3 separate regions of the Homo sapiens genome follow, and regions 2 and 3 are each linked to region 1. A link is a loop called in an ENCODE intact Hi-C map of the cell type or tissue named here. Cell type or tissue: endothelial cell of umbilical vein. All regions are shown on one strand.

Region 1 (8,000 bases):
AACTTACTCCAGAGTGTACAATTATCAGATCGTGGAACTGGAATTGGAACTGTTTGGCCCAAAAGCCTAAAGTCTTCAACAACCAAACCAGACCAAATACTTGACAAAGAGCTAGGATGGGTCAGAAAGGCATAGAGCCAATAATGAAGATTGGGATACTGAGACAGGCCACCAGGAAAGGCAGATTGAGAGAACACAGGTAGCAATGTAAGCCATGCCATGAAGAGAAACTAGCAATACAGAGTCCAGTTTGGGGTCTGGGTAGGATGCCAGACCTTGGAATGACAAATCAGGCCAAAGGAATTAGAAAATGTGCAGGAGCCCAAAGTGGGAATGCACTTACTGGAATGCCTTATAAGACAGGATTTTGGTTACTAGGCAAGCCGGAAAGAGCATAGTTCTAGATGCAAAAAATGAATTCTCAGCAGAGTATCATCAGGGCTAATTGATGCCCTCATCATACCCTGTCTAGGAATAGAATTAGTCCTCAAGTCTGGCCTTGGGCTCATTACTTAGGAATTCAGTCACCATAACTATAAGAGAGCTGTATCCTCCAAAACACATAGTATGGCATTGTAGCCCCATGAAATATTTTAAAAGAAAACAAAAAAGGATGGGAGGAGGAAGGAAGAGAATGAGGAAGGGAGGAAGAAAGAATAGAAGAGGGAGGGAGGAAGAGTGAGTTTTAAATTCCTAGGTTTAAATTGTTTGAGAAACCCTGCATGCAATCGCATCTTTTGAGGAACTTATAATGCACATTAGCATAAAACTCCATTTGAAAAAAACAATCATTCTCCAAGCTTATTTGACCACTGAACCCCACGGGGCACACTCTAGAAACAAATAGTTTAGAGAAATGCAGGGGCAGAGAACCACACCAACTTTTGCAGAAAAAAAGAAGAGTATCACAGAAAGTGCGGATGGCCTGAGAAAAAGGCATGAAAAGGCACAAGGATTAGCCAGGAATTATGGTTGAGAAGAGGTGAAGATTCAGCTGGAAAAACACTGGGGCCAGATTACAAAGGACTTGGAAAGCCTGAATAGACAGAAAGAGGGGAGGTTCCTGAACTGAGCAATCATAACATAAGCAGCAAAGATGGAATGCCCTAGATCTAAGAGCTCAAGATCTGCATTGAGATTAAATCTAAAGGAGCGTGGGCTCCAAGGGTTGGGGAGGTGGGCTGTGGTTTTCAATCAATGGAAGTGTATGCAGTGAAAAGTGCAGGCTCTGAAATCAGACATTTCTGTTTGAAAGTCAGCGTTGTCATTTGCCCCCTGTGTAACCTTGAGGAAGTGCTTAACGGCTCTCTCCATCCCCTTTTCAGCAATGGAAAACTAAGTTTTAAAGAGAGTATGTGATTTTCCCAACATCCCCATCTAGAAAGCATCACAGCCAGGATTCAAAACCAAATGCAGCTGCCCCCAGAACCGTTGGCTTTGAACACAGTATTCCACCTTATCTGAGATCTTTTTGCTTTCAGCTCCTCAAGGGCAAGAAAGCCAGCCACTCACCCGATCTCCATGTTCTCTGTCTGCCTGGTACCCCTGGGCCTGGTCTCCTGTTAATCAGCTGAAAGCACCATCTTACTCACTTCCCCCACAGGAAAGATTTTATTGGAATATAAAGTTACATAAGATCTGTGCTATTGTTTTGAAAAAGTCACCAAACTTCACCGTTAGATAACTTATTTTTATTCCAGACTCTAGCTATTACAGTATTATCTTATTTTAAGCTAACAGATACACCCAATTCAGGTATAACACTGGACACAGTTCAGGTGACAGAGCCAGCACCACCACTCAGATATTTTGGTGGCTTCTATTCTTTGAGCAGCGTGGTTTAGCACTTTTGGGCACTGGGAAATTACCCAAGGCCAGCACCTGCCAATTTCCTTTTTGAGTCACCTCATTCTGCGCGTGATGCTCAACTCTAGGGCTCACTAGATCTAAGGGCTTCCCCCGCGCCCCATCTCTCCGTTTCCCAAATTTGAACCTCAGGGGGCCTGGGGTGAGCAGCCCTGGCTCCTTAGCGGCTAGAGAACCGGTTCCGCATTGGAGCCGCAGCCACCGGCTTATCCCGGACCGGCCGCGGCGCTGCGGGTCTTTGATAGCGAAACGCCCGCAGGCAGCACCTCTGGAGGTGAGTGTGGGAAGAAAGCCCGACTGAGCCTGGGCTTTGACTTGTAAACAGAGGCTTTGAAAGAGCAAAGTTGTGAGTTTGTCTCCACTAAAGCAAACTTCCTCTGCTGTTTGCTTTGGGAGTTTTGCCGACGTATCTGCAGAACAAGAATGGATTTCCTGTCTGTTCCTGCAGCCTCCTCCAGCTACGTGCAGCTCAGCTGCCACCGCGAGGCTGCAGAGCGGGCATGGAGACGCGTCTGGGTCAGAGCCCACGATCCAAAGGGTTTTCCCCTCCCGCTCTCCTTCTTTAACCCTTTCTTTCTCCCAGCTTAGTCAGGCAGTGTATCTGCAACTTGCCAAACGAGTGATGGTTAGGAGGCTCCGAGGAGCACCAGCCTTAAAACCCACTGCTTCCAAAATAAAGCTAAGGAAAAGTCAGGGCGTGGTCGACCTCTGAACGCGTGCCCGGTATGGCGCTAAGCAGTGTACCCATATAGGACAGTGACTACCTCGCAGGCTGTTGTAAGATTAAATGAGGTTGTCCCCATTGAACCATCAGGATAAAAGATGACTGGACTCTCAAGTGTCCTTGGGGTTTAACCAAGGACAACCCCAGGCCAGCCCACTTTTAAAGACGAAGCTCTCCCAGGTGCTGAAAATCGAATGCCCGCAAGGCCAGGCAATTACTCTAAGTGCTACAGCAGGGAGGTCTAGATTTAGGATCATTTTTTTTTCTTGAGACATGTGGCTCTCCTACTATACCTTTCTATTTTTTTTTTTCCTTTGAGACGGGCATGGGTATTAAATTCTCATTTTCCTTTTTATTACAACGAAAAGAGTACAAACGTGGTTAAAAAGGGCACCTCCCTTAGTGTCAGGAAAACAAAAGGGAAGATCTGTGTGTGCAGTGACTGCATAAAGCCACAAAGGTGGCTCTGCCGATTGTCACCAGGGGCTGTTCAGGCTAGAAATACCATGCTGTCCGATGTTTCAAGAAAAGCAAGAAACCTAGATCTTTAATGAGAAGTCTTTGCATTTAAGCGTTGAAAACTAATTTTTTTTAAAATGGACAGGCCAATATAACATGGCAAACCAAATATTCCCATAGAAAAGATGCTAGTACTGCCTACTTTTGGGTGAAACCTCTGCATTATTCTGCCTTAGGAAGAGTGAGCTGGTTAGTTCTGAGTGAAGACCTCCAGAACCCAGAGAGACTGGGGGACATTAGGAACCCAGCAGGACCAAGCCCATCCGTGAAAGGAACACTTCAGAGTTTCTGTGACCGCGGAGTAAGTAAGGTCACACAAGGTATCCTCAGAGAAAGCTGGCTGTAGTCTCCCTACTTAATGGGCGTGGAGAAACATTAATCACAAAGATAATCCAATAGGAACAACAGGATGAGAATCATATCGAAAGGGTATTGGAGGGTTTGGGGGGGAAAGACGGGTTTATGTATTATCTCTGTGACATTTTCAATGAAATGCAAAATCAACAGAGCATCTTCTGCCAGGGTCACTGTGGTAATGAATGCTGACCTCAACTTGTTAGCACACCAATCCCTCAAAACAGCAAAAAAGAGAAAAAATCAACTGCCTTTGCTACCTTTATCAGCATAAACAAAGAGATAAAAATACGGTATAAAATTTTAACTGTCTTTCCCCATTCTACCTGCAAATGCGAAATTCCCCTGTGCTTCAATAAAGGAAAAATACATCCAATGAAGTCTAACAAATGTGCCATCTGTTCAGAAAGCAGCAGGCGAGCATCTTTTACACGTGACACCATTGCCCTCGTGTGGTCTAAAAGAATAGTGCAGCTGTTTCCCAAGGAGGCTTGAAAGGTTATGACTAAAAACTGTAGTTTTCATAAATATAAAACATTTACAACATTGAACAATATGTGAAAAAAACTTACACTTTAAAGAACACAAAAACTGGGCTTATTGTGTTGACTGTAAACATAAATTAAAAACAATAAAATAAAAATAAAGAGAATAAAGAACACAAATACCGCTTACAATAAAACCTCTGTTCAAATCAGATTCCGGTCTCTGGGTTTCATTCCACACTGAATTACCTTATAGCAAGGAGAAGAAATCAAGTGGGAAAAAATGTCATTAAAATAGCTGAATAGCAAGGAGGTGCAATTCTCTGACCTAATGATGACATTGGACACTTCCCTGCCACAGGGGTCCATACCTGGCTTTTCATCTCACTGCCTTCCTGCGGGGTTGCTGCAAGGGAGACTGGCGGGGGAAGACCTGTTGCTTTTCACATTCATTTGTAGGCTCCACACCATCAGTTGTTACCTCTGCACCATTCAAGTCCAAGATAACCCCAGAGGTCATTTCTGGGTAGTCATCCTCTCACAGGGTAGGAGGAATTCAACACTTGGACACAGAGTAGAAAGGAAAACTTCCCCAGGATGGTGAACCAGACAGAATGGAAACAACGGTACACCTAAAACTACATAAATCATACCTTTATTTCCTTTTCCCATTTCCTGACTATAGGGTGACTCAACCAATAAACAATGATTTTCAGTGGAGTATATACAGATGTAAAACAAGGTGCCAGGCACACTCAAGATAGAAACCCTTCTGATCCAACTTATCTGTAAAATGGAAATGATGCCATCTATTTAATCCTTACCATCACCCTAGGGAGGATTGAGGTGCAATAGGACTCTTTTTTTCCCTTGGGAGTTAAAGTCTCTCCAAGATTGAACAAAGCCTGTAGGTTTTTAACGTAACATTCTAGTTTGAATTTAGGTGCAAGTGCTAGATTTAAATTTCATGCATGTGATTGTTTAAGTGATAATCTGAAAACACAGTGGGTAACTTGAGCTCATATAACCCAGCACTTGAAAGCCTAGTTGTTCCCAGTTAAGTGTCAAAACCAGGCCAGTTGGTAACAAAATAAAAGACCCTTAAGCTTTTATTTTGGGAGCCTGACATAGCTGCCAGGTCTACACAGCTGCAATCAGTGTTAGAAAATGCTGTCTGACTGGCTGGTACTAACCAGCTGGACCCAGAGCATCTGAGGGCTGCAGACTGCTGTGACAAGGCCCAGCCCCAACTCCCAGCACTGTGCCAGCCCTTGCCACAAAATCAACGGGCACTCCCTACTACTCAACCTGTAGGCAGAGGGCAAAATTGCTGGTCCACTTTTCTGTGTAAGGATTCACATTATAGGTCAATATTTGGAAAGAGGGGACAGGAAAGTGTCCTAGAAAACAGGCTTTGGCTTCAGACACACCCAAGTCGAAGCCCCAACCTCTGCCACTTATTACTTGTGTGATCTCAGCAAGTTAATCCATGTTTGAGATTATATCTTCATCTGTAAAGTGGGGCTGACAGTCCCTCACTCTTCAAGTTGGTGTGAGGACGCTTGGCAAGATCTTAACATAGTTCCTGGCAATCATTCATGTTAAAGAACGCTGCGAGAGCTGACATTGTAAATAAACAAAACTGCATTTGAAGGCCAAGTCCATTTTAGCTTCAAGTGAACAAAAGTATCAAAGCAGAAGTCCTTCATTTGTGATTTATTTTGCTTTTATTTATTTATCTGTTGAAACAAGGTCTCACTCCATTGCGCAGGCTGGAGTGCAGTGGCACAATCACAGCTCACTGCAGCCTCCATCTCCCCTATTCAGGCAATCCTCCTACCTCAGCCCTCCTAGTAGCTGGGACCACAGATGCGAGCCGCCACTTCTGGCTGATTTTTTAATTATTTGTAAAGACATGGTCTCCCTATGTTGCTCAGGCCGTGCAAGTGATTTAGACTGAAGAGACTATGAGGGAGGCACACTCTCCATCATAAAGTTCAAGAGCAGGATTGGGAGTCAGAGAGCCTGGCCAACATGACCTGCAGTCATTTGTCGAACATTTACTTTCTCCCTTGTACCCTGTCAAGGGCCACTATCAATCATTTCTTTTCCCTCTGAGCCATCCCAGCAGCTGGGCTGACAAGGGTGAATGGCGAACTGATGACTCCTAAATGGAAGGTTTTCACACTGTCACGTTTCTCTGGCAGTTGCTATAGTCTTTTCACACCAGGGTGACCAGCCCTGCCCTGGAGCATTTCAAATGTGGTTCCCCCTAGTACCTCTGGAAAGCAAGACCATGACCTTCTTTGTTTCTTCACTGTCAAGAACTGGGCAGAGGGGTTAAGCTTCCAGTCCCAAGTCTCTCTTCAACCTCATGTCCTTTCTCTACTTTGTATTCCAAGTCCTTTTTTAGACCTATTCCCTACCGGACTCTTGGCCCTTGATCCCTCATCACCTTTTTTGTGAGCGTCAGTCCCAACTGCTTTGTACAGCTCCACTATCCCTTTCAATCATTCCACCTCCACATTTTTTTTTGCCAGTGAAATATCACCCCCTTTGACTTGCCTTGTCTGTATTGTTTCCCTCAATAAAAATTAAAAATGGGTTACGGCCTCAGTTTCAAGCTGGAGTTCTTTTTTAGACAGCTTTATTGTGATATAATTTACATACCATAAAATTTGTTTTCAAGTGTACCATTGAATGAATTATAGTACAATTACAGAGAACGATCATCACGGCAATCCAATTTTAGAACATTTCTGTCAACCTAAAAAGAAACCTCATGCCAATCACAGTCACTCCGTATTCTCATCCCCAGATTTTTGAACAGTTCATATAAATGAAATCGTAAACCGTGCATACGTTTGTTTCTGGTCAAACTGAGGGGTTTTTTAATATATCCTGGGACCTTGGACAGCATCAGACCACATACCCTTCTGCTCCTCTTCCCTGGCCTGTTAGAGAAGATGTCCCCATTTCTTGACAATTCTTTGAGCAAATTCTATGTAGAGGCTGCCAGGCTTAGCCTGGGTACACAGTGATCAGCACTAGACATAGTTCCTGTCTTCACAAAATTACACAAATATTTATTGCACCCAAATAAATTTAAAGTTATAAATGTTATATGCTCTAAAAAGAGACAAAATCTTTATTTTAATCTGAGCTTATTTAATACAGCTTACAATAAATGCCTCTTACCAAGAGAGCTAGCATCTTGAAAAACATAGATTTTCTGGTCAAAATGGAAATAGCGTTGTTCCTAAAAGTAAAGCATGGAATTCAATGCAACTGCTATCAAAATCTCAGCTGCCTTTTTTTGCAGATATTGACAAGCTGACCCTAGAATTCATTTGGAAATTCAAGGCACTCCAAATAGCCAAAACACTTCGAAAAAGAACAAAGTTGTAGCACTCAAACTTCTCAATTTTAAAACTTACTACAAAGTTACACTAAGCAAGACTGTATGGTGCTAGCATAAAGATAGGGATATATATCAATGGAATAGAATTTAGAGCTCAGAAATCCATTTATTTTCAACAAGCGTGCCAAGGTAATTCAATGCGAAAAGAATAGTCTTTTCAACAAATAATACTGAGACAACTGTATATCCACATGCAAAAATTAACTCAAACTCTATCAAAGTCCTAAATGTAAGAGTTAAAATTGTAAAACACAAAAAAGCAGATATAAATCTTTATGCTTGGATTAGGCAATGGATTCTGAACTGCGACACCAAAAACACAAGCAACAAAAGAAAATAAACAGATAAATTAGGCTTCATTATAATTTAAAACTTCTGTGCAGCAAAGAACATTATCAAGAAAGTGAAAAGACAACCTACAGAATGTTAGAATGTATTTTTAAATCATATATCTGAGGAGAATCTGGTATCTAAAATACGTTAAGAACTCTTACAACTCAACAACATAAAGACAAACAACTCAATTAAAAAATGAACAATAGTAACATGGTGAGATCCCATCTCTACAAAATATTTTAAAATTATTCAGGCACAGTGGCACATACCTGTAGTCCTAACCACTTGGGAGGCT
Region 2 (8,000 bases), 1.9 Mb before region 1:
GTGGCTTTTTTCTCTTTGATCCTTTAAAATGGTCATTCCATTGCCTTCTGATTTATGATGTATCTAATAAGAAGTCAAATATTAGTATTTTAATTTTTCTCCTATATATAAAATCTTCCTTTTATTCTCTGTCTGCTTTTAATATTTCCTCATTGTCTTTGATTTTTGAAAATTTGACCAGAGTTAGATTTCCTTTTTAAAAAAAAACATTTATTATTTTTTAAAATTTCTGTGGGTACATAGTAGGTGTATATATCTATGGGGTGCATGAGATGTTTTGATGTAGGCATGCAATGTGAAATAAGCACATCATAGGGAATGGGAGAGCCCTCCCCCCAGGCATTTATTCTTTGAGTTCCAAACAATCCAGTTACATTCTTTAACTTATTTAAAATATACAATTAGGTTATTATTGACTATAGTTACACTACTGTGCTATCAAATAGTAGGTCTTATTTATTCTCTTTTTTTCATAGTATACAATATGCTTTTTGGGACTGTATTGTATATTTTACCAGATTTGGAAGATCCCTATTTTCTTTCTGCTTCTTCAATTACATACACAGTAGATAGCATAATTGTTTTTCCTATAATTCACAGATGCATACATCTATTTTCTAGTATTTTTCCTTTCTGTTCTTATGTATATTTCATGTCTTCTGATCTGTCTTTAAGCTTACTGAATTATTTCTTGTGCACTATCTAATCTTGACTGGCGCTGCACAGAAAAATTTTCATTTTAGATATTTTAATTCTTGGTTGTTGAATGGTTATTTGGTACTGTTTTGTATTTTTCATTTATCTGTTGAGCTTCTCCATTGGTCATTTATTTTGTATACTTTTTCATTATAACATTGAACATTTTAATAATAGCTGTTTTAAAGTTCTTGGCAGGTCATTCTAACATACACAGGATGTCTGAGACTATTTCCACTGACTACTTTTTCTCATAATGATGGTTCATCTTTTCTTTTGGGGGAGTGCAGTATAGTTATTATAGTGATAGTCTCAATCTTGTGGATACTATATTTTCAGAGTATAAATTATGTTTTATTTCTTTAACAGTTACTGAGTTGTACAGATTTATCCTGTTGAAGAGTGACTTTAAGCCTTTTTAGACTGAGTTTAAACTAGACTTACTGGTGAGGTTTGACCTTCCTATAGAATAGACTGAATCCTTGGTGAGTTTAGAAAGGCTTTTTTCCAGTCTCGATAGTCTGAAAACCAATGTCTTCCAGCAATGCATATTTATTTATTTGTTTATTATTTTCAGTTCACAGACCTTCAGTAGCTGTTCTCCGTCCTGTCTTGTAGTGTTTCACGTGCACATGAGTCACTGGCTAAAGACTTAAGTGTAACCTTATGCCAATTTTTAAGATTTTTTCTCTGAATGGATTTCTTGTCTCCACTATACTGTCCTACAGATTCTAACACCCTCAATGGCCCCAAATTTTGATTTCTATTTTCTCTAGTCGATGGGATCCTTGGTTTCTGTTTATTTGGAAACTTTCTCCACCTAAAAAGCAGCCATGAAAGTTGAATACGTCTTGTGCATTTCACACTTCTTAAGGATCTCCTTCATAAGCTGCCTATTATTCCATATCTGAGTATACTGTCTGCATAGATTTTGTCCAGGTTTACAGTGTTTATGCAGGTAAGACATTCCAATTGCTCCATCATAGTTAAAATTAAAATCTGTCCATATTAATATTTTTGGCATTGTTTCTGTCATGAGACATTTGACTTAATAGTTTCACCTCTTATTTGACTATTCCAGCTGCTCTTTAATACATTTCTCTTTTTGAAATAAAGCTCAGAGTTTTGCTTATGCCATATTAAATTCATATTGAAACGCACACTATAAGCCTTTCTAAATGCCTAAGATAAATCTAATAATTTTTGGCATGTGAGGAAAAGCAAATAGAAATTAAAATTATTTACATGCATTTTTCATTTAAAAAATTCCCTGAAAGTGAGAGACTATATTCTTTCCTAATTACTATTTGGCAATTGAAACAACTCAATGTCATACCATTTTAGAAAGAATAATACGTGAATGACAGGACTTTTAAGGGAACTACTGGTGGTCACTGTAAAATATCTTGAAATGTACAGCGTAAGTTTATCAAGTCAAATAAAAATCTGGTGGTGCATATGTCTTTATTGCCTGCCATGGTATATAGCAAAGTTCAAGAATCATTGATATTCATTGGCTGAGTGATGGAAATAAAGTCAAGAGCTCACACTACTGGAATACTATCAGTTTCTACAATAGAGGAATCATTCCTTATCCCATCTGTCAGAGCCTGCTCAGCAAGAATTTAGAGAATTTGAATGGAAGATGAAGTGAAAGTGACACAATGAATTCTGTGTATTATATAATACTCAGGTAATATGCCTTTATTTGGAAACGGGAGACTGAATCGAATCATAGGCTCAGCGTGGTGGCTCATGCCTGTAATTCCAGCATTTTGGGAGGCCAAGATGGCAGGATTGCTTGAGGCCAGGAGTTCAAAGCCAGCCTTGTCAACATAGTGAGACTGTTTCTACATAAGAAAAATGAAAAAGAAAAAACTAGCCAGGTATGATGGCATGAGCATGCAGTCCCAGCTATTCAGAATACTGAGGCAAAAGATCACTTGAGCCCAGGAGTTCCAGGCTGTAGTGAGCCATGATTGCGCCACTGCACTCCAGCCTAGGCAACAGAGCAAGACCTTGTCAAAGAAAAGAAAAAAAAAAAACCCAAACAAACAAACAAAAATCCCCAAACACAGACCCATGTACACGAGAGCTATAGAAAATATAAAAATAATGATAATATAGCCCAATTCCTTCTTTTAACAAAGGAGAAAAGCAGGATAAGAAAGACATCATAGCCTAAGAGGGACAGGAAGTTTGGTGTGAGATAGTTCTAATATATAATGTTAACTGCACTACTTACTAGCTATACTGAATCACACAAGTCCATTAATATCTCCAGGATTTAGTTTCCTCATTCCTAAAATGTGTGCTGCACTGTTAAACTTACAGACTTATTATGAAGAAGAACACTCAAGTACTTGGAATTCACTTGGAAAGAAGTCCAAACTTTAAAAAAATTATATTTTCTTTCTATTTTCTTTGCCCAAAGACACATCATAAGTAATTGGCAGTCAGCTTCACAATTCAGACCCAGTGTTCTTTTTATACACACACTGTACTCCACAATGGATCAAAATCTTTTGCTATTTAGCAACTCGCCAATAAAGGACACAGACAAGTGATACAGGTATACATATTTCTAATACGTATACGACAAAAATAGCATTATATAGTGAAATTGCAAAAATTTTGTCGCAAGAAAAATTTTGAGTACTTTTCAAAGGACCTACTTCTACGTTTACAAACAATTTTTCGTGTCTGATTAATGAGAAACTTTGGAAACAATTTAATCTATCCAAGGATGTGAATGTTAGTTTCTATTTTTCAAGCCTGATTACAGAAGAACTTCTAAAGCAGTTTAATCTGTTCAGGGATGCTAAACAAATATGTCAACATTCATTTTGCATTTATGTCTGTAGCAGTTAAAGGAAGAAATGTGGAAATACACAGAATTTCGTATTTTCTCTCCGTCTTTTCTTTTTTAAGAACTAAGAGACTCCAGTGCATTTTATTTTCTATAGAGGATTCAAACTCCTAACTGAAATAAATTCATTTCAGATTGAAGTTTTTAGTAGCTTTACCAAGCAGTTTATGGGTTGGCACTCTGCCACAAAGTGATCTATAACCTCATAGTTCACTATTATGCAAATACAAATTTGGCAAGAAGACATGTGTTCTATGATTTTTCTCTAAGGATAATCACAAATTTCAAATTTCAAATACAAAATTATGCTTGACATTTAATTTGAACATGGCTTACTTTTAAAAATAAATAATATAAAATCTGTCCTGTTGTACTTTGGTTGAGAAAGGGTTTTTCTTTTTGTGTATTTTCAGGTTTAGTGCTTTATATCTGCAGGACATATGACTCTCAGACACATATACTTACATGTGCCTGCTGGATATATACATAATTTTGAAGCTTCTCTTGAGAGAAACATAAGACATTGTTTCAATAGAAACAGAGCAGGTTAGAAAAATTATTCTCAGTCAGTAGACACGTCTCAAAATTGTTAAAATTCGTATGTCCAATCATCATTAATTATACAAAATGAGGCTGACAAGCTCACATGCATTCAACCGTGTTGTACAGGGAATTATTACTGATGAATGACAGATGAAACGTAATGAAGATTGGATGTGAGTAATTAATCCAGGAAAGGTCCACTTTAGGAAAAAAGTTGTTCTTTCACTCTTCTTAAACTTAGCCAGTAGGGGTCAGCACAACAGCTGTGGTGGATAACATTTCCCTTTGCTCTTGTATCCACAGAGCTATTCTGATGTAGATATGGCCCATTGTCAAATCTCAGTGGTGTCAAGTCATGCTGAACAATAGTTTTAATAAGTTTTAATATCCGGAAATATACCAAACACTGTGGACTATTTACAGTTTTTCTAACAATCAAATGCCTTTATTTCAATGGTCTGGGTAAATGAAACAAACTTTATTTCAATGGTCTGGGTAAATCAGCACACACATTAAACAAGATGTATTACTTAAAATTCTTTGCAAGTTTGTAGATTGTTTTTGGGAGGATTTTCAATATCAAATTAAATTGCATAATAAATCACCTCCAAAGAATTCACTGAGTTTATAATGTAGAATAATGAAATGTGCAATATATGAAGTGAAACATCTCATATTTTAACCTTTATGCTAAGTGAAAGTAGCAGGTAGAGGTAGAACTGTGTTTATAAAAGTGTTTTCCTAAGGTATTGAGAGGAAAATGCAGGCCTAGTGTGACATATTATTTATTCCCTAGACTCTGTTTGCCACATGCCAAGTAAAATTCACTATATTGCCAACTTGGTTGAATTTTCTCTCACTGAAGCAGTCAGGGTCAGAATCATATGAAAGAATGCCATTTGGTATGGTTTAAAGGATTTCAAAGGCCAATCCAAAAATATATTCTCCACTTCATATCATTGTAACTGACATTGCAATCATTTCTAAGTCTCTGTGCTAAGTTGATTGCCTATCCATTCACTCATGTTTCCAATCGTGTAACCATTTATTCATTCACTGTCCACTCATTCAGACATACATCCATTTATGCCTCAGCACATCTATTTATGCCTGTATTCGTTTTTAAATTTAACAAAATTTGCATAGTGTGCTTGCATGATGAGGGATATAGCAAGAAAGCAACAACAATAACAAAAACTGCCAAAGTCCCTGCCCTCATGGAACTTAAAGTCTAGAGAAGGATTCGGATAGTAAATAAATAATTTTAATGTAGCATGTTCAATGAAATGAAATGTACAGTGCATCCAGGAATTGAGAGACAGCGTGAAAGGCCTGCGTAGAACTTCTTGATGAAAAGATGTGTAAGCTGAGGCCAAGAAAATGGTTATATGGAACCAAGTTCAAGGAGGGAAGACATGGGTTGGGAGGAAAAAAGACAGTCAAGATTTCTGTAACTTTTTTCAAACTATCTATATAATAATCATCATCATCAATGTTGACTGTAGTCTTCTCTATCCCTGCAATATCAAACTATTTCCTTAAATACTAAAATTAATTATGACAATCTTTATTTTTACAGATGAGAGGACAGGAGAAGAGAGGTTATATGGTTATGTGTCCAAAATCATGGCCTGTGTGGTTTTGATCCTGTCATCATGTTGCTAACTGGTTATTACAGAAAACCAAATACCACATGTTCTCCCTTATATTTGGAAGCTAAACAGTGAGAACACATGGACCCAAAGAAAGGAACAACAGACACTGGGGCCTACCTGAGGGTGAAGGGTGGGAGGGGACTGAAAAACTACCTATTGGGTACTATGCTTATTACCAGAGTGACAAAATAATTTGTACACCAAACCCCCCTGACATGCAATTTACCTATGTAACAAACCTGCATGTGTACCCCGAACCTAAAATCAAAGTTAAAAAAATAAAAATAAATGAAATCATGGCCTGAACAACTCTGAAGCCCACCATTGCCACTCTTTACCACTGGCCTCTTTTGAAAGGCTCACAATATCGAGTTACCCTAAACAGCCAAGCCTGATAGTTCTCTGGCTTTTACATTCATTTTCTGGCAGGTTTCTAAAGTTATACAAGTCTAGGATTGTAATGTTAGGCCCTCGAAAGCAGGTGTATGTGAGAGCCTACTCTATCATGGTGTGGTATAAGGGGGAGGAGGTTGGAGGGATTCATATGAATTCTGAGGGAAAGTAGGGAGGTTTTAGGCTGGAGGAATAGTGTGAGCTTAAGAGAAGTACTGTTCACAATGGGAAGTATAGAAAGATGAAACAAAGCCACACCTACCTACTTGTTTTGCCTTAAGCATAACTGCAACTTAAACAGTCTACTTTCTAATGGAAACTGGTTGGTACTACAATAGTACACTTTAATTGTAGTGAAATACAGCATTTTCTACACTAACTTAAAATTTTCAAAGACACATAATTTAACGTAACACCAAACAGGTAAAAACTAATTTAGGAGAAACCTAAATTATTAAGACATAATGAATTCATAGATATAGGTGTAGATAATACAGCTATAACAATAGCTATGTATAACATATATGTAGCTGTAAGATATAGATAACATCATGAGCTACGTAGATATCAGTTGCATAGTGGAATGAGGAGAGCCAGCACACCCTGATTGAAATTCTGACTCTTTTACTTTCTAATATTTGACTTTAGGTAAATCATATCATTCCACCAAGCCTCAGTTTTCATGATTGTAAAGTGTAAATATAAATTCCTATCTGAAAGAGTTTAATTAAAAATATAGATAGATGTAAGAACATAGTTCAGTATCTATTATCTTTGTAACATTCAATATCTGACAAATAATATTATTACTGTAAATTTACCAGCCTTCCACTGAGCAAGGTGCCATCAACCTTAATGAAAGTAAGCGTATAAAATAAAATATTTGCAACATTTCCCTTTACCTGTCTCATAAACATACATAATCCCTGTCTCTCTTATATATATATATGCATATCCAGAATATATGAGGAACTAGGATTCAATAGAATAAAGACAATTGATCTCATAAAAATATTAAAAAATGAACATCAAATTTATCAAAGGAGAAATAATTCAAATGGCTAACAAGTATAAATGATTGGAAAAATGCAAATTAAAACAATGGAATATCTGAATGAGTGAAAATACCTAATGTTGACTCAGGCATAAAGAAATCAACTCTCACGTATACTTGAAACCCAATTTTTAAGTATCTATCAAAAGTTTGAAAGCACATTCTCTTTACTCAGCAATTCTGCTTCTAGATTTCTTATAGAGAAATACTTATACTCTAGGCAAGTACAAAGATGTTCACCATTCTTATTATCTATATGAAAAGGAAATATAGTAAATTCTATCAATAGAATAAAACTTTAATTTGTGTTTATTTTTAATTTTTTTTTAATACAAGGTCTCTCTCTGTCACCCGGTCTGGAGTAGAGTGACACAATGATGGCTTGGTGCAGTCTCAACCTCCTGGGCACAAGTGATCCTCTCATCTCAGCCTCCCAAGTAAGCTGGGATGACAGGTGCACACCACCATGCCAGGCTAATTTTCCCTCTCTCTATGTATATATATTTTTTGGTTGTGTGGGGGTCTCACTACCTGGCCTAAGCTGGTCTCTGACTCCAGGGCTCAAGGGACCGTCCCACTTGGGCCTCCCAAAGTGTTGGGATTACAGGCGTGAGCCACCATTCCCTGCTAATGCTTTAATAAATTATTGTCTGTAATGCAAGCTAGTATCCATGAGCTTGAAAGAGATGTAATAAAATCTATCTGCAAGTTTGCAATATATATAGTATGTATTATAGATAATTACATATAGTGTATAATATATAAAGTAATATATATATGATATATAAAA
Region 3 (8,000 bases), 1.6 Mb before region 1:
AAACTAAAATCCAATTCAGGAGGAAGTATTATATAAATAATTAAAATATTAAAAAAACAAAAAAGCAATGCTATTAAACACAAATTGTAAATCTAGGGTAAATTTTGGATTGGTCAAATACTTAGATGTAAAAGTGAAACTATAAAAATATAGGATGCATTTATGATGTTTAAATAATTTTAGAGTACAGGTATACTTTCTACGATGTCTGAAATCCAAGCAATTAAAAACAAATGTAACCATTTACTCTCAGAAGAATAAAGAAGGTTCTATGTGAGGGCAAAAACCCGCCACATAAGACTCAATAAACTTTGAAATTCAGAGGTTAAAATTTAACAAACTAATAAGAAAATGTGTAAAGGATATGAACAAACAGTATGTAAAAGATGAAATACAAATGGGTTTAAAGCATGAGAAAAAACTGTTCAATCTCATTGCTGAGAAGAGATGGACATTTAGCACCAGAATGAAATACTCTTTTTTTCACCTATCAAATTGGTAGTTAGTAAAATGTTGCTGATATACTGTGTTGAAAAGAGACAATAAAGGCACTTGCATATTGCTTGTGGGAGTGTCAAGTTATCCAGTCTCTCTGGAGGGTGACCTGGTGTTTAGTAGCAAAGTGAGATGCACAAAATTTTGGATCTAGCCCTTTCACTCCAAGAATTTATTCTACAGATATTATCACACACATGCTACTGTTGAATAGGCAAATGTGTACACTGAAATATTGCAAAAGCAATCAATAACATGGATTATGTTCTAGAGTGGTATAGTGTGTCACTGTTAAAAATAGGGACACAAAATTGTGTTCTAATATAAAAAGATATTATAAAATATTTTAAAAAGTAACAGTCATATGAATTTCTAGAGTATTTTATCTTTTGTATGGTTGGGGAAGGGGAGCAGGAGGAGGAGTTTCTGATAAATATTCATATTTGTTTGTGAGTACATTGTCTCTGAGAGGAAATACCAAATGCTGCAAGCAGGATTTGCCTCTGGGGAAGGTAGCTGAGTGGCCAGTGTAAAGAAGGAGGTTTATTTTTGACTATGTATATATTTTCTATCTTTTAGATTGTGTATCAATGGCATGTATCACCCATTCCCCTCTCTGGCCTCAAAAAAAAAAAAAAAAAAGCGAGTATTACTCGTATGGCAAAAACAAGATGGCAGGAAGCTCAACCATGGCTATACAATCAGAATTACCATGGACCTTCTAAAAATAGGTTTATCAAAGTTTTACCCTAGAACAATTAAATCAGAGTATCTGGGTGGGGGGTTAATTTTATAAATATACACACACAAATATATGTGTATATATATGTATACATATATGCATAGAATATTCAATACATATTTAAAAATGCTAATTATATATAATTAAATGTTATACATATAAAACACACACACACACACACACACACACACACACATTTAAAGCTACCCTGGTGAGTCGAATATGTAAGCTGAGTTGAAAACCACCAGAATGGAATAATCAGTGAATCCTTCTTGGAGAAGACAGGACTCACTCTGAACTTGAAAGCTGGGTCATCCCTAGAAAGATGAATATAGACTGACTGAAATTTAGATTGCACTTATACATCTTGAGGCATCCAGCTAAATGAAATAAAAGCAGATGGATACTAAACAGGCCTGCTAAAAGAAAAAAGAGAGAAATAAACAAAAGCAGGATAAGACAGCTAGAAGAGGAGAGATAGGAGATTTACACGTGACTGATGATTCTTTGAGTAAAGAAATACAAGACATTTGTGATATTTATTATAATCATTAATGTAGGATTATTTGATACTTTAGGTGGCATGATAGTTAAGATAAATATCTCATTACTTATTTAAAACTATTGATAAATTTCAATACATACACGAACATACTTCTAAGCACTATTGACTGCATGCTACATCAACATACTTTTTGCAAAATGCTGCAGAAACTCTGACCACTGTCAAACTAACAAAATCTCACTGATATGTTTTTTTCCAGACTGGAAAAGATGACACTTTGCCAGGCAGGGGCTATATTTTTCAGCACAGAGTAAAACCAAAGGTGATGGAAGGGTACTACACTTAGTCTTAAGGTTGCAGATACACACCAAGTGTTTGACATATTGTATCACTGAATATTTTTTACTGAACTTTAATGTTGTTCCTTTAGGACGATTTTGACAGTCAGTAAAATTCAAGCCTATGGATAGATGTTAAAAGTAAATTTTTTCCTCCTATCCTTAGGTACATATATGAACCATTTTCAATTCGTATATTTAAAAGACTTCTGAAATCTGCCTGTGGCTATGCCCTGGAACACCTAGACAAATTTTTAGGTGAGAAATTCTATGAATCTGTTTACTGTAATTCCCTTCTGTGGGCAAGAAGTGGTATTGAAATCATGCCACTGTATAACTAATTTATGCCTCAATGATAAATTTGACTGCCTGAAAAAGTCAAGTTATTTAACTTTATTATGTATTTGAGGGAGAAAGTATTTTCCAAAATGCTCAGAGTAGAACTTGGCAGTATTATAGTCACATTTGGTCTTCAAAATATTCACCTATGACACTTGCAGGCAAAATGGTTATCACTCGGGAGAATAAAGTAGAATGACGAGCTTTTAAAGTAATGCTTACTGTGTCAGGCTGGAAGGGACTCATCCTTCTCTAAAGAACTCATCTTCTCTAAAGAGAAGAGATGGCCTAAAAGGTCAAAGCAGTTTCTATGTGCCTTGAAGTGCAGGGTTACAAGTGGACAGACATACACTTCAAGGACCCTCTGAGACGTTAATGTCCTATAATACTGATGTCACCTGCAGAAAGACAGTCCTAGGGGCTGTGCTGGAGACAGAAATCAAGTGATACAAGGTAAGACTTCTTTTCAGTAGAAAAGTGAAGATACGGTTTGCAATAATTAATATCTCGTACTGGTTCAGACTCATTCATTGCTATCGGAGCATGAGTGGCCATAAATATTAGTTGCATAAATTCAGTGAAGGCATCTGTCCATAATGAATGGGATCTGTCCTAAAGTGATCCAGAAGATATAAGAGCAACGCAGAGAATAGATTTCTCTGTGGCCTCTCCTAGAAGAACTTTGAGTGTCAGAACAGGTGAAAGGCAAAAACCTTCCTCTGGAAAAAAAAAAGTGCTCCTTGTCAAAATTTATTCTCTTCTGAAATAGCCAGAGAGAATATTACCTAACAGTTTTACAATCCCCTGGATTGTAACAAACCTATGACTTTTAAAAACTGTTGCTTGCTTTTTTAAAGTCCTGTCATTGATTTTATTTCAAAATTGTATTCTTTTATAATCACCACCATTTTAGAAAATGTGTTTAATCAAAAAGTCTACTCTAAGTGTCAGGACAAATTTTATAATCATGTTGTGCTCACCCCACCCCTCACTTCCCTGCACACACACACACACACACACACACACACACACACATTTTTAGCATAGTGATACAAACTCTTCCAGGGTAAACTATCAGATAACAGAGGTTGTCAGTATTCTTTAAGATAGCCTTTTGAGAATGTAGTCATTTTAGTTATCTTAGTTTAAGATAAATCTGCCATGAGATTATTCATTTTTCACAAAGTTATTTCTACCATGAATCTCCTGCTTCATCTGAAAAAAAAAATCTATGGTCATGTGTTTCAACACCAAGAAATACACCTATTTCTGTATGAGGACAGGCATTACTATTCTTGTGGTCATCATGAGAGTCATAATCCATTCACCCACAACACTTTTCAAAAATAGCTTCTGCAAATCATCAGTTCATGCTAATTCATGTGGTTTTCTGAAATATTTATTCCTGTTACTCCAATAACATGTTACATAGGTTATGTGTTTGTATTGATAAAAATAACAAAATAGTAAGTTTTTTGTATTTGCTATCTTCCTGGGGAATTCATTTAGGAATGGGCAAGCAGGAAAACAAACACCACTAGATGTCGCTATAAACAGACCATTTTTTTTTTCTGATAGATTTATTTTCTTGCATTTCCAGATTTACCAGACTGGGGGAAATTCTTTCTGGCAGTATTGATTCCATCTAATCTCTGGTTTGTTTAGTCAAAGGTTATGAACTGCTAAATTTACATTCTTTCTTGTGTCCCTTTGCACATCTGCAAAACAGTTTTTGTTAAGGAAAAATCACAGCACAGGGATTTTAAAATTGTCACCATTTTATTAATTAGGTGAGGGTGTCATGCTGAGTCAGTCAGTTTGTTATTTCTTAAGGAAGATCTTGTAGTGAGTTTGTCTCTCATTAGAGAACTGGAGGACCAGACAGATTAATGCACATGTGCTACGACATTAATTAGAGAATCAGATTGTTCACAGAATAGATAATTTGATAGTGACAATGGAAAGAGCAATCAGCTGAGCGTCTTTTAGAAAGCATCTAAGGGGCTTGAGTTGAGAAGAAAGTCCACTATGACTTACTCAAGTTAGATGTCAAATGGACACTAGAATGATAAGATCACTGAGTTACAGAGACTTTAGAAGTTTTCTAGTTTGTTTAGGTTTTTCGTATCTCTTTCCATTCAAAGCAGAATTTTTTCTATAAAACCCCTGAGCAGTCATCTTTAAGAGCATATAATTTGTGTCTCAGTGGAAGTTTCAGCAATTATACTGCAATTATATTTCTTTGTGCAAATCTGCTTAATGCATTTTGGCCAAGAAAGGGATATACTGCAACCAAACTATCCCGCAAATTGTAAACCACATTTAAAAAAAAAATATGTCACATTAAATTGACTTACACAAACCAAGTCTTAATTGGAAATATCAGCAATCAGCTGCTAAAAAGTCCTTAATAATAGACTGGTGGAGTTCGAATAACAGCAGCGACTGAGTATCAAACTTCCTTGTTAGCTGACATTTAAAAATTCACATTTTAAAAATGACATTTAGCAGACGAGATGATGATGCAAATGAAATCTATATTTAGGGAGGGGTGAAAAACAGCATCTAATTTGTAGTGATTATATATTCTGTTCTACCTGTGGAAATTCTGCTCAAGTTTCTCTAGTGTTCTTTATAAGTATCTCTTTCTCTCTTCCTCTGTCCTCTCTCTGCTCTCTCCCTCCAATTCATTCTCCTTCCCCCTGACCCCTCCCCAGCTGTCTCTTCCCTTCCCTTTTCTCTCCTTCTTCCTCCTTCTCTGCAATGAGAAGCTAAGGACATGGAGAAAACATCTGTAGTCATTCCAATCAACACACAACCAGAAGACAACCAGCACCAGGCCAGGCATGGTGGCTCATGCCTATAATCCCAGCACTTTGGGAGGCTGAGGCAGGAGGATCACCTGAGGTCAGGAGTTCGAGACCAGCCTGGCCAACATGGCGAAACTCTGTGTCTACTAAAAATACAAAAAAAATAGCTGGGCATGGTGGTAAATGCCGGTATTCCCAGCTACTCGGGAGGCTGAGGCAGGAGAATCGCTTGAACCTGGGAGGCAGGGGTTGCAGTGAGCAGAGATCATGCCACTGCACTTCAGCCTGGGTGACAGAGTGAGACTCCATCTCACACACACAAAAAAAAGACAACCAGCACCAATTGCCAGTCACCCGATGAACTACCTTAGACATAGGGACCAGTGAAATATACTCAACCCAAACTCCATTTGACTGAAAAAACAAAACCCAAGCTAGAACCACCCAAATGATCTCACCCAATTTACAGAACCATGAGAGATAATAAGTTGTTATTTTAAGCTGCTAAATTTTAGTGTGTTTTGTTATGTAGTAGCAGGTAACTGGAATATAGTCAATTTGTTTTTGAAGGAAAAAGGGGAAAGTTGTAAGAACATCCATAGACAGATAACTTGAAAGGAAGTCTCTGAGCTTCTGACTTACGCCTAACGTTAGCAGGATATTCTTTTTCTCAACCTTTCACGTGGGATTTTCTTTCTATTGCACGTGAGCTCTGAGTTATGTTTTCCCTCTTCATTTGTCATTATTATCAATTTTCCTTTCGTGCAGTCATTTTTACATTTCACATTCATTCATTGTCATTGGTTTGCTCTTTTATTGCAATTTTGAATCTCATTAAACAGACTTAAGACCAATGAAGTGCTCAAGCATACACACACTTAAAAATAAGCTTTAGGTCCGTTTTGTAAATCTGTATGTTGGAGAAGGTTGAGCAGCAAAGAACCCCAATTTGCCAAATGATGTGTAGGAATATAGAACCCCACACCCTATCTCAGAGATGCAAATTGACGTTATTTAAACAGTAATTTCTAAGCCTGAGAGTGCATCCAAATCACCTAGAGCTCTATTAACATACACATTCTGATCTGGTAGGATTGAATTTTGGCCTGAGATTCTGCATTTCGAATAAGCCACCTAACAAGGCCAAACAAAAGTTGAGTGGCAGAATTCTAGGATGTTTCAGTTTTCTATTATCTTTACCACCATTCTTTACCCCTCTTTGTTCTCCGTCTCCATTCACATAATCACACGAGCTGGAGCAGGATATATTGCTTTACATGCACTCCAGGAAAAGAAACATTGAGGAAAGAAATAACTTAATTTCCTGGCAAAGTTTTTGCTTCCTCTTTGCCCCACACACTTCTCTTTCCCAGGTACTTTCAATGACTTCCTTGCACCTGCAGTTTCCATTCTGATTTATTCTTATCACAATAAGAGCCATTTAAAAATTCTGAAGCTGAACCAGAGAGTGACATTATACATTTATTTTCAAGATATACTGGGCTTAGCACTGGGAACAACCTCTGACAAATGTTGTTTTACAGCGGCAGTGTAGGGGGAGGGGTGTTACCTGGTTGTAATTGCTTCTATTTGCACACAAAATTTTTCCCGCAAATGTATTTTCCCCATTCTGGTATTTTCCCATCCTTTCATTCTCTTCCAGTTGCACCCTGGATCAACCTGTCATCATTGCTTCTCTTTACTCCTAAAAAGTGCCACCTTACCAGGAGGCCTACATCTGTTCTTAGTGATACTCAGTCCCTTCTTTGAAGTTTAGCTGCTGGTTCTCTTAAAATACAGATAAAGTTTTGTTATGTGACTTACAAAACCCTGAATAATCAGACTCTGGATCCTCGTCTCTTTTTATACTTATTTTTATTCTTTATCTTCAGCCACTCTGGGTATTTTTAATGCTTTATAACTGATATATTCCCTCCAGTCACAGGGTCTTTGGCAGACAGTTTTCTCTGCCTAGATCTCTCTTCTCTCCCTCCCTCCTTCATTTAACAAACTCCTACTGTTTCTTTCCATGTCAATTCAAAACTCTCTCTCTCAAGGAATCATTCTCTGTACATAGTTAAGTGTGGTTTCTTATCACCTCACTCTCCTTTCTAGCAATAATATAGCTCTAATTTGATATTTATGTGCATAATTCTTTTCTTTTTTTTACTAGAATGGAGATTCCAGGGTTTGTCTGGTTTTATACACTATAGTCTCTCTAGCTCTGTGCTTAGTGGCTGGAACCAAAAAATAGTGGCTCAGTAAATACTTGTTAAAGGAACAAATACATTTGAAGCCACCCATTCTCATGTGCTACTGTCACCTTATTTGCATTCATCTGATTCACTATTTTGTTTGACCTGGCTTCCTTTGAGCCTTACTCCTGTTTTGCCAAGAAAGGCATAAATGAGGATCGGCCTCTGTATTTAGTGATATCTTGGTATGTGTTCTTGAAGAAAATTCTTCATCTCTCTAATTTTAAAATCGTTCCAAGATGCCATGTTCAGTTTCACTGGCTTGTTCTGTGACTCAGAAATCACACAGTGCTCTCCTAGTCCCACTTATCTGGATCCAGGTCTCTAGCTCTCACCTAAGTCTATTCTGAATTATCCTCCTGTAGTTCTCATTCTAACCCAAGTTGCAACCTTACTTATAAGAACCTGCTGATGCCTCTCATCCTGGCACTGCAAATAATCAGACCAATTTCAACATTGCCTGGGACTTAATATCAAGGCTTTCTAAAAGGAAAACAGAGAAAGGAGATTGCTATC

Evidence for each region. Peaks named below come from ENCODE experiments on the same cell type or tissue, not always from the same donor. Only the 100,000 strongest peaks of a DNase experiment are listed, where the experiment ranks them.
Region 2: a loop joins it to region 1, with 5 times the contacts of the local background. A loop is called at or near these places in 5 of 110 quality-filtered maps.
Region 3: a loop joins it to region 1, with 17 times the contacts of the local background. A loop is called at or near these places in 49 of 110 quality-filtered maps.

Annotation. Positions count from the first base shown.
Region 1 is chr5:163,560,418-163,568,417 of GRCh38, reverse strand. No RefSeq gene overlaps it. Among named protein-coding and RNA genes, the nearest start is that of MAT2B, 59 kb to the right of the region's middle. In endothelial cell of umbilical vein, a CTCF peak has its summit at 3,923; DNase peaks (open chromatin) are centred at 1,037, 1,557, 2,237, 3,907 and 1 weaker place; H3K4me3 peaks cover 929 bases; H3K27ac peaks cover 2,961 bases.
Region 2 is chr5:165,454,434-165,462,433 of GRCh38, reverse strand. No RefSeq gene overlaps it. Among named protein-coding and RNA genes, the nearest start is that of LINC01938, 210 kb to the right of the region's middle. In endothelial cell of umbilical vein, a CTCF peak has its summit at 4,366 (motif pointing right); a DNase peak (open chromatin) is centred at 4,393.
Region 3 is chr5:165,205,275-165,213,274 of GRCh38, reverse strand. No RefSeq gene overlaps it. Among named protein-coding and RNA genes, the nearest start is that of LINC01938, 34 kb to the left of the region's middle. In endothelial cell of umbilical vein, a CTCF peak has its summit at 3,956 (motif pointing right); no DNase peak of the experiment used is centred here.